Linked DNA regions of Homo sapiens: region 2 is linked to region 1. Evidence: chromatin loops called from intact Hi-C (ENCODE). Cell type or tissue: heart left ventricle. All regions are shown on one strand. Each heading gives the region's core, and the rest is flanking DNA. Links, peaks and the distances in the headings are about the cores only.

Region 1 (5,369 bases), core at 299-5,298:
AATATCAGGGGCAGAAATAAATTATACATATTTCTTCGGGCCCCACCTCCCCTGCTCTCCTTCCCAGCATTGAGCCCTTGGTTGCCTGGGCCCAGGCTGGGGTTTTCAGTATTTGTAAAGCCTTCAGACTAAGGAAGTGAGTGGAAGGCTGGAGGTGTGGGGCTTGGCGCTGGGGCACTTGGGGTAGGAGGGATAGGTCTTCCCCCCAGAGCAGGATTTCCACCCTATTGAAGGTTCCAGGAGGGAGCTAGGCCCCTACCCATGCCCTCCAGGTCATGACCCTGCCCCCCACCTCACTCTGATCAGAGGACAGGCTGGGAGGTAGGAGGGCATGAAGAGGCAGGGGAAGACAGGAACTGGTGCAGAGGTTTAATGGGACAGGAGCTGGGGCCAGGTGAGGAGGGGAGGGCTGTCACTGTGGCAGAAGGCTGAGCAGGAGGCTGGGAAAAAGGGTGGCCGCCAGACAGTGGGGCTCCAAGAAAGCCAGCTGGGCCCCTAAGGTCAGCCGGTCACCACAGCAGTCCAGTAGCATCAGGACCACGCCATTCATCCAGCCAAAGCCCTCCTGGGAGAGGCAGGGCAGTGGGGCCAGGTTTCTGGGGAAGCCCCAAACCCTTGGTGGTGTGTCCGGAATTGGTGGGTTCTTGGTCTCACTGACTTCAAGAATGAAGCCACGGACCCTCACGGTGAGTGTTACAGTTCTTAAAGCAGCACGTCTGGAGTTGTTCGTTCCTCCCGGTGGGCTCGTGGTTTCGCTGGCTTCAGGAGTGAAGCTGCAGATCTTCGTGGTGAGTGTTACAGCTCATAAAAGCAGTGTGGACACAAAAAGTGAGCAGTAGCAAGATTTATTGCAAAGAGCAAAAGAACAAAGCTTCCACAGTGTGGAAGAGGACGTCAGCAGATTGCCGCTGGTGGTTCGGGCAGCCTGCTTTTATTCTCTTATCTGGCCCCACCCACATCCTGCTGATTGGTAGAGCCCAGTGGTCTGTTTTGACAGGGCGCTGATTGGTGCATTTATAATCCCTGCGCTAGATACAAAGGTTCTCCACTTCCCCATCAGATTAGTTAGATACAGAGTATGGACAGGAAGGTTCTCAAAGGCCCCACCAGAGCAGCTAGATACAGAGTGTCGATTGGTGCACTCACAAACCCTGAGCTAAACACAGGGTGCTGATTGGTGTGTTTACAAACCTTGAGCTAGATACAGAGTGCCGATTGGTGTATTTACAATCCCTGAGCTAGACATAAAGGTTCCCCACGTCTCCACCAGACCCAGGAGTCCAGCTGGCTTCACCCAGTGGATTCCGCACCCCGGCTGCAGGTAGAGTTGCCTGCCAGTCCCGTGCCGTGCGCTCGCACTCCTCAGCCCTTGGGTGGTCGATGGGACTGGGCACCGTGGAGCGGGGGCAGTGCTCCTTGGGGAGGCTCGGGCTGCACAGGAGCCCAGGGAGGCGGGGGAAGGCTCAGGCATGGCGGGCTGCAGTCCCGAGGCCTGCCCTGGGGGAAGGCAGCTAAGACCCGGTGACAAATCGAGCGTAGCGCCAGTGGGCCTGCACTGCTGGGGGACCCAGTACACCCTCCGCAGCCGCTGGCCCGGGTGCTAAGTCCTTCATTGCCCGGGGCCAGCAGGGCCGGTCGGCTGCTCCTAGTGCGGGCCCGCCAAGCCCACGCCAACCCGGAACTCCACCTGGCCCGCAAGCGCCGCGCGCAGCCCCGGTTCCCGCTCTCGCCTCTCCCTCCACATCTCTCTGCAAGCTGAAGGAGTGGGCTCCTGCCTTGGCCAGCCCAGAAAGGGGCTCGCACAGTGCAGCGGTGGGCTGAAGGGCTCCTCAAGTGCCGCCAAAGTGGGAGTCCAGGCAGAGGAGGCGCCAAAAGCGAGCAAGGGCTGTGAGGACTGCCAGCACGCTGTCACCTCTCAGTGGGGGCTGTGGGCTCTCTTCCCAGGGGCACTGGCCCTGCCTAACCCTAGCGGTACAGGGAGCACCAGTCAGCTCCTCCTCCAGGCCCACATGCAGGTGAGCACACTGAGGCCTGGGGCGGGGATCGTGGGCAGCAGAGCCCAGGAGTTTCCTGTAGGGTGATGGCCAGCCCACCCCTGGCCTGCTCACCTGAACTTCATACTCCCCTCCGCCACCGGGCTCTCCACCGTTGCTAATGTCATACTGGGAATAAGAGGGCGGGCCGTAGGTCAGGCACTGCCCCCACCCCACCCACCCCCAGCCACAGGGACAACAAACAACGGGATCCTTGTCGGGAGAAGCCGCTCTGCCTCCCAGCAGCCCCTGCAGTGCCCAGGAGTGCCCACTGGGCGCCGCCACCATCCCAGCTGCGCTTGCCCTGAGCCCTGCCAAGCCTGACCCTCCCGCCTCACCACGGGGACGCCCTGGGGGTACGGGGAGGGCTCAGGCCAGCTCATCTTCTCATACATGGCTGACTTGCTGGTAGACATCAAAGTTGGTTCGGATCCAATTCTGGGGCATATTGGTAGATCAGGATCTGGCTGCCCTAGAAGGTTCCAGACATTCCCGTGACTGTGGGTGGGGCTGGACTGGGAGCCAGGACGCTGGGCCCGGCGGGAAGCCAGATGTCCCTTTCCTGGCCCTTCTCTTCTCGGCTCACAGCTGCCCCCCGGTGGCTCCGCGGGACCTGCCGGCTGGGACAAGGGGCACAGCCGGAGGAAGCGGCCTCCCCTGCAGGTCCTGCTCAGGGTCGGGAGGGGGCAGTGCTGCCTGCAGTGGGCCAGAGCCACCTTCTGTGCCCTCACCTCCAGGTATTTCAGAGCCTTGTCCGCCACGCCAGGGTCAGAGAAACACCCGTTCCAGAGTGGAGTGAGGTTGGATGGGTAAAACTCCCGGTTCTCCTTGTTCTCAAGGTCGTAGTCGAACCAGGCACTGGTCTGCTCATCCCACAGGACTGTGTTCAGGGCGGCCAAGCGCTGCGCCGGCAGGATTCTGTACTTTGTGGCCTGGGAGTCGTTCCCTGGGGCAGTGCTGCCTTTGGGCCCTACAGGAGCCCTCTAGAAAGAACTTCTGAGGTCAGACGGGCAGCATCTACTCTAACGCCTCACCTCCTCCAGGAAGTCTCCCCACCCTCCCCAGGAAACCCCAGCCTGTCCTGTCTCCTCTGGGCTGCCTGCACTGTCTCTGGCACCACTGGGTAGATGTTCACTGCCTGCTGGGCTCTCCTTCCCTGAGCTCCTGGGCCAGGCCTCCGTCTCAGGAGGAATCAGGGCTACTGCTTGCTCAGCCCCGTCCTGAGCTACTTTGCTCATCCACATCCCCTCATCTGGGGAAAGGGTTTGGGGTTTTATCCCGTCCCTAGTCCTACCACTGGAGCCCAAGCCCAGACCCTCTTGCTTGGAGCCCCGCTTTCCCTGGACCTGTTCCCACTCTGCCCCAGTCACACAGGCCTTCTTCCCAATCCCTGAACAGTGCCTCAGGGCCTCTGCACGGCCCTTTCCGTGCCTGGACTGTCCTCTCCCAGATCAGCTCAGCAATGGTTCCTGCCACAATTCTGCTCACACATCACCTCCTCAGAGACACCTTCCCTCCCCATCCTCTCTAACACACCCTCCGCTCACCCACACCAGCGGGCCCTAACTTCTCTCTACTTCAAACCGTGCTTCTGTTACTGTTTTGCTTCTATTATTATTATTATTATTGGAGACAGAGTTTCTCTCTTGTTGCCCAGACTGGAGTGCAATGGCGCGATCTTGGCTCACTGCAACCTCCACATCCCAAGTTCAAGCGACTCTCCTGCCTCAGCCTCCCGAGTAGCTGGGATTACAGGCGTGCGCCACCATGCCCGGCTAATTTTGTATTTTTCATAGAGATGGGGTTTCACCATGTTGGCCAGGCTGGTCTCGAACTCCTGACCTCAGATGATAGCTCCCACCTTGGCCTCCCAAAGTGCTGGGATTACAGGCATGAGCCACCGTGCCCAGCTGTTTTTCTTCTATTATTATTGTTCTTGCAGGAGCTGGTAAAGTGGCTGATGTGGCCACAGCTCCATAAATCCATGTGGAACGAAGGGTGGACATCGCCTGAGTCCAGGAGACAGGACAGGGTCACTCATCTCTGTCCCTGGTGATGGAAACTCAGGCTCAGGAAAGAGCCTTGACCTGCCCTGGGTCACAGAGAGAATATTAGGGTCAGGGCTTGAGCCCGGGTGCTGTGGTCAGGCCCTTAGGCCGCCTCTCACACCCAGACTAGGAAGCTGGAGCAGAAAGTTTGCTAGAACAATCCTGAGAAGAGGCCTGCACAGTTCAAGGGGCAGCTTGGAGGAGGAGAGGGAGGGAGGACCGGCTCTGGCCAGTGGGCTCTTGGACCTCAGGCCAGGCTCTGGCAGCTGCATCTGGTATCAGGCCTGCAGGTCCAGTGCCTATTATGGGGCCTATTATGACTGCACAAGGGGCCTCAAGTTCATTCAGGCCAAGCCTCTCATTCTGCAGAGAACCACACAGTGGTTGCCGGGATTTGCCCAAGGCTGGTGGGTTGGTCATGAGGGCAGGCCCGAACTCATCTCTATTTTCTTGCATTCCGGCTCTCCTGATGTTCCAGGCCCATCTCTGAGTCATCCTTGGACAGGAGAGATCCCAGAGGGTAAACAGGACATGAGCCTGCAGTGAGGGGAGACAGAGGAGGAGAGAACTCCCTGAAACAAGAGGAGAGGAGGAGCTGGTGGGGAGGACACAGGTAGGGCAGCGGGCAGACCACCAAGGGGCAGGCTTGCTGTTTCGCAGCCTGACCCCCAGCCTGTGTGCCTCATTGCCGCCTCCTCCTCCCAGAGCAGGGCCTACGCCTCAACCAGAGCTTGGAGCAAGACAAGGAAGGCTCCATTTCTCTCCTCCTACTCCTCTACTCAAACCACAGCCATCTGTACATCAGAAACTTTTTTTTTTTTTTTTTTAGCCCTCAGCTGCCTGATGCCCATGGTTGGGGTTTGGGCTGAGTCACCGAGGGCTGCCTGCACACACCAGGGAGGGCTCCTGAGCACCCACTCTCAGGCTTTGCACGTTTCCGAAATTCTGCACACGACAGCAATTTTTGCAGCAAGGGTGTGGAGGGTGCCTGTGGGCCAGTCACCAGCCTGCTGCAGCTGTCCGTGGTTGCCTCTGTCTGCCAGGGCTGCACGACCTCTGGTTTTCACCTCAACCACTGCGGCTTCCTCTCTCCCCGTGGGAACAGGGCATGGGGTGAGGGAGCTACCATGCCCAGACAACTAGGCATCTCCCTGCCAGGCCAGGAGTTCCACTGCCACAGCCCAATACCAGCAAATTCAGATGCAACCAAGTGACCCCAACTCAAGTTACATTCCCTTTCTCCCCCACAGGCTCTGCAGTCCCAGGGATTCGCAGTGTTAGTTGATCT
Region 2 (5,369 bases), core at 307-5,306, 74 kb after region 1:
TTGGGAGGCTGAGGCAGTAGGATCACCTGAGGTCAGGAGTTCGAGACTAGCCTGGCCAACATTGCAAAACCGCGCCTCTACTAAAAATACAAGAATTAGCTGAGCGTGGGTGGTACATAATTGTAATCTCAGCTACTCAGAAGGCTGAGGCATAAGAATCACTTGAAGCGGGGAGGCAGAGGTTGTAGTGAGCCGAGATCACGCCACTGCACTCCAGTCTGGGTGACAGAGTGAGTCTGTCTCAAAAAAAAAAAAATAATAATAATAATAATAAACCTCAACCCAAATGTGAAAATAACCTCATGTCAAAACATTAACAACGCTGATCACTATAGATCCTCCTTGACTTACAATGGGATTATGTTCTGATAAATTCATCCTAAGTTGAAAATATTACCCAAACCTACTGAACATCATCGCTCAGCCTAGCCTCCTTTAAACATGCTCCACTTACCTTAGCTTACAGTTGGGCAAAATCACCTGCAACGCCGTATACTGTAGAGTATCGGCTGTCTGCCCTCAATCATCATGTGGCTGACTGGGAGCTGCAGTTTGCTGCTGATGCCCAGCATCATGGGAGTATCATATAGCATATTACTAACCAGGAAAAATATCAATCTTAAAAATTCAAAGTACAGTTTCTAATGAAAGCTTATCACTTCCACTGAAAAACTGTAAAGTGAACCATCTTAAGTCAGGGACCATCTGTACATGTACAAAACATGGCTAGATCCCAGGACTACAGATTTTAATAAGTTTTTAAAAGGCATTTATAACATGGTGAGATAATACATGTAACAGAGATTAAAAACCAAACAGTACAAAGTAGTATGCACAAAATGAGAAGAGACAATATATATTATATGCTTTTAAAAATTAATCACAGAGCAGAAAGAGACTTAGAATAAATTTGGCATTGAGGTTATTCACTCCTCTACTAAAAAATTAAAACCTAATGTCTGCTATCTCTAAGAAAAAGACAAAATGCTGAATTCCAATGAATGCCTATAATCTACTCCCTCTGACGGGTAAAACACATTTTATAAGCAAATTAATTTAAACTGATTGTTTATGTGTTTATTAGATCATAAACACAAGCAGCTTTTGCTTCATTCACTGGCAGTTATAAGCAAAGCACAGAAAAGTACAGAACAGTATAATGCCAAATGAAGAGACATTACCTCATCCAATACTATCATCTGGACATGATCAACCTTTGCTACTCCTTTCTTAATAAGATCCAGGATTCTCCCAGGGGTAGCAATCACCACGTGCACTATGCAAGATTTAGAAAACATACATTCTCATTAATTTTAATTTGAGCAAAGAGGATAAAGGTTTATAATATTACAGTCCTGAGCTGCTTAATGATAATTCTGAGAAATGCATTGCTATGTGATGGTATAGCCTACTCCATTGTATAGCTCCATTATAATCTTATGGGAACACCGACATACGTGCAGCCGTCACTGACCACAACATTGTATGCAGCACATGACTATCTTTTATTAGAAACAACTAGGCCGGGTGCAGTAGCTCATCCCTGTAATCCCAGTACTTTGGGAGGCCGAGGTGGGTGGATCACATGAGGTCAGGAGTTCGAGACCAGCCTGGCCAACACGGTGAAACCCTGTCTCTACTAAAAATACAAAAATTAGCTGGGTGTGGTGGTGGGAGCCTGTAATCCCAGCTACTCAGGAGGCTGAGGTAGGAGAATCGCTTGAACCCAGGAGGCAGACGTTGCAGTGAGCCGAGATCACACCACTGCACTCTAGCCAGAGCAACAGAGTAAGACTGTGTCTCAAATTAAAAAAAAAAAAAAAAAGAAAGAAAGAGAAGAAACACATTGTGTTATAGAGGTGGAAATAACACAAAAAGGCACAAAGATGTGTTTTAGGATAAAGACTTCCATTTCACCACAGGATGCTTAAAAAATATTTGTTTCACCTCTACATTGGGTGGGGTACAGCTTCCTAAATCACCTGCTGCTTTCAACAGTAGGCATACTTTCTTGTCTTAGGATAATTCTCAATTAATAGCAGAAGGCACACCAGACTTCTGACATAAGAGCAATGCCTCTAATCTAGAGCAGTGAGCCGAGTATTGTTAAAAGGATCAAACAAGATAATTTTTTAAAAACCTATGCAATACAAAGAATGTATCACATAATTATCATATATAATATTCTAACTAAAATCAAGATATAATTTTATATGAGTGATCTCATTCTTGCTGTTTTGTTACCTTTTTCCACTCGGCAATGTATCATGAAACCTCTTCATGAAAATGAATACAGGTCAACTTTACTCTTTAATGACTATGTAGAATCCTATTCAGATTATACCTTAACGTATTTAGTTAGCCAATCTCCTTCTAAGTTGGCCAATTTTTCGGCACGACAATACCACCCCATAGCAAACAACTTTGTACCTACAGCCCTGCATTTACCCAACTTTTTTCTTCAGGAAAGATTCTTAAAAATATACATTTATGGCCGGGCACGGTGGCTCACGCCTGTAATCCCAGCACTTTGGGAGGCTGAGGCAGGTGGATCACGAGGTCAGGAGATCGAGACCATCCTGGCTAATACGGTGAAACCCCGTCTCTACTAAAAACACAAAAATTTAGCCTGGCGTGGTAGCGGGAGCCTGTAATCCCAGCTATTCAGGAGACTGAGACAGGAGAATGGCCTGAACCTGGGAGGCGGAGATTGCAGTGAGTCAAGATTGCGCCTCTGCACTCCAGCCTGGGCAACAGAGCAAGACTCCATCTCCAAAAAAAAAAAAAATATACACACACACACACACATTATATATACATTTATAATTTTAAAATATACTCCCAAATTGCCCATGATAGAGATGTAAGTTTACACCCCCACATTTACAATGTAGCCTATTTGTCCACAAACTCACATTATCGTCTACTAATACTTTTAGCTTTACCAATTAAACAGGTAAAATTATTATAAACTTGCTGTTTTACAATTACTAATAAAGTCAAATATCGTTTTCAATTATGGTAATTTGTCTTTTTCGCTTGAATGCAGTGGTCATTTCCTTTTCTTACTGCAGTATTTCTGTTCCTTAATTCTTAAAAACAATTTTTAATAATTTACTGAAATACTTGTGACTAAAATAACAGAGAGCTACACTACCTTTTAGTAATCATTTCTTACCTGTATCATCAAGCCTCATTATGTCATCTCGTAAATTGGTTCCTCCTGTGGTTGCCATCACTTTGGCCCCTCCCATGTGTTTGCTGACCTGGATGCAAATTTGACTGACCTGTAGAGCAAGTTCTCTAGTGGGAACAATCACCATTGCTGAAACAGTATCAAGGAATATATAAGAAAATATGGGGTGAGGTGGGAGAACATGCTATACATCATTATTTACAAAATTTAAGAAGCTATAGAAATACTGCGCCTTATGATGCAGTGGCTCACACCTGTAACTGCACCTTATGATGCAGTGGCTCACGCCTGTAATCCCAGCACTCTGGGAGGCCAAGGTGGGCAGATCACCTGAGGTCAGGAGTTCGAGAGCAGCCTGACCAACATGGTGAAACCCCATCTGTACTAAAAATACAAAAATTATCCAGGCGTGGTGGCACGCACCTGTAGTCCCACCTACTCAGGAGGCTGAGGCAGGAGAATCACTTGAACCCGGAGGCAGAGGCTGCAGTGAGGCAAGATCGCGCCACTGCACTCCAGCCTGGGCGACAGAGTGAGACTCAGTCTCAAAAGAAAGAAAGAAAAAAAAAATAGCCTAGGCACGGTGGCTCACACCTACCTATAAGCCCAGCACTTTGGGAGGCCAAGGTGGGTGGATCACCTGAGGCCGGGAGTTTGAGACCAGCCTGACCCTATCTCTACTAAAAATACAAAATTAGCTGGGCGTGGGTGGCACATGCCTGTAATCCCAGCTACTTGGGAGGCTGAGGCAGAAGAATCGCTTGAACCCGAGAGGCAGAGATTGTGGTGAGCCGAGATTGTGCCACTGCACTCCAGTCCAGGCAACAAGAGCGAAACTCCGTCTCAAATAAAAAAAAAGAAAAGAAACACTGCCCCTTATAATCTAGATACCGAGATGTATTAAAAAATTGGGCTGGGCAGCACAGTGAGTAACTCATGCCTAGAATCCCAGCACTTTTGGAGGCTGAGGCAGGAGGATCGTTTGAGCTCAGGAGTTTAAGACCAGCCTGGGCAACATAGCAAGACCCCATCTCTACTAAAAAAAAAAATGAAAAAAATTAGCTGGGAATGGTGGCATGTGCCTATAGTCTCAGCTTCTGGGGAGGCTGAGGCAGGAGGATCACATCAGCCTGGGAGATTAAGACTGCATTAAGCTATGATCATGACACCACACTCCAGAATGGGTGACACAGCAAGACTCTGTCTCCCCCGCCAAAAAAATTAAGAAATAAAAATAAAAAGTTGAATCATTACACAGGACATTATGAAAACTCAAATGTACAAATCTCTTTATGAAAAGAGAACCTATTATAGTGTCCCAGATTTAGACTCTCCCTCAGCAATACTATTATATAAATATTAAACTCTTCCTCTTCTTTTTTTTGAGATGGAGTCTTGCTCTGTTGTCCAGGCTGAAGTGCAGTGGCTGCCATCTCGGCCCACTGCAACCTCTGCCTCCCAGGTTCAAGCAATTCTCCTGCCTCAGCCTACTGAGTAACCGCCACCACACCCAGCTAATTTTTTGTATTTTTAGTAGAGACGGGGATTCATCATGTTGGCCCAGCTGGTCTCAAACCCCTGACCTCAAGCAATCCTCCTGCCTTGGCCTCCCAAAGTGCTGGGATTACAGGTGTGAGTCACTGCACCTGGCCTTCTGCTGCTGCTGCTTCTTCGTTTTGAGACAGATCTCGCTCTGTTACCCAGGCTGGAGTGCAGTGACATGATCTTGGCTGACTGCAACCTCCACCTCCCAGGTTCAAGCAATTCTCCTGCCTCAGCCTCCTTGAGTAGCTGGGACTACAGGCACATGTCACCACACCCAGCTAATTTTTGTATTTTTAGTAGAGACAGGGTTTTACCATGTTAGCGAGGCTGGTCTTGAACTCCTGACCTCAGGTGATCTGCCTTGCCTCGGCCTCCCGAAGTGCTGGGATTACAGGCGTGAGCCACCACACCCAGCCAATACTGTTCTTAATTACAAACTTTCAGCATGTTGAGTTCGCAACTATTAGCTCAAAGTTTATTAACAATATTTCTAAAAGCCCCAACTACATTTGAGTCAGATTCACTGTGTAAAATACCTAGGTAGGAAACTCCTGCTACCTAGGCTCTATTTACATCATATGAAAGTGGGAAGAAAAGATAATTACAGATCACGAAAGCTAAAAATGTA

The links. Peaks named below come from ENCODE experiments on the same cell type or tissue, not always from the same donor. Only the 100,000 strongest peaks of a DNase experiment are listed, where the experiment ranks them.
Region 2: a loop joins it to region 1, with 2.1 times the contacts of the local background. A loop is called at or near these places in 14 of 110 quality-filtered maps.

The regions. Positions count from the first base shown.
Region 1 is chr11:118,687,621-118,692,989 of GRCh38, forward strand. It overlaps LOC105369519 (a long non-coding RNA gene), which reads left to right and starts at 1,929. Exons shown (of 4, transcript XR_007062909.1): 1 at 1,929-2,015; 2 at 5,332-5,369. It also overlaps the pseudogene TREHP1. RefSeq lists enhancers at 1-458, 459-973, 2,458-2,577, 4,629-4,888. In heart left ventricle, for the core only: a CTCF peak has its summit at 2,659 (motif pointing left); DNase peaks (open chromatin) are centred at 1,877, 2,341, 2,641 and 5,067; H3K4me3 peaks cover 1,424 bases; H3K27ac peaks cover 506 bases.
Region 2 is chr11:118,762,031-118,767,399 of GRCh38, forward strand. It overlaps DDX6 (DEAD-box helicase 6), which reads right to left. Exons shown (of 14, transcript NM_004397.6): 6 at 3,179-3,325; 7 at 1,182-1,276. Among named protein-coding and RNA genes, the nearest start is that of DDX6, 26 kb to the right of the region's middle. In heart left ventricle, for the core only: no CTCF peak of the experiment used is centred there; no DNase peak of the experiment used is centred there.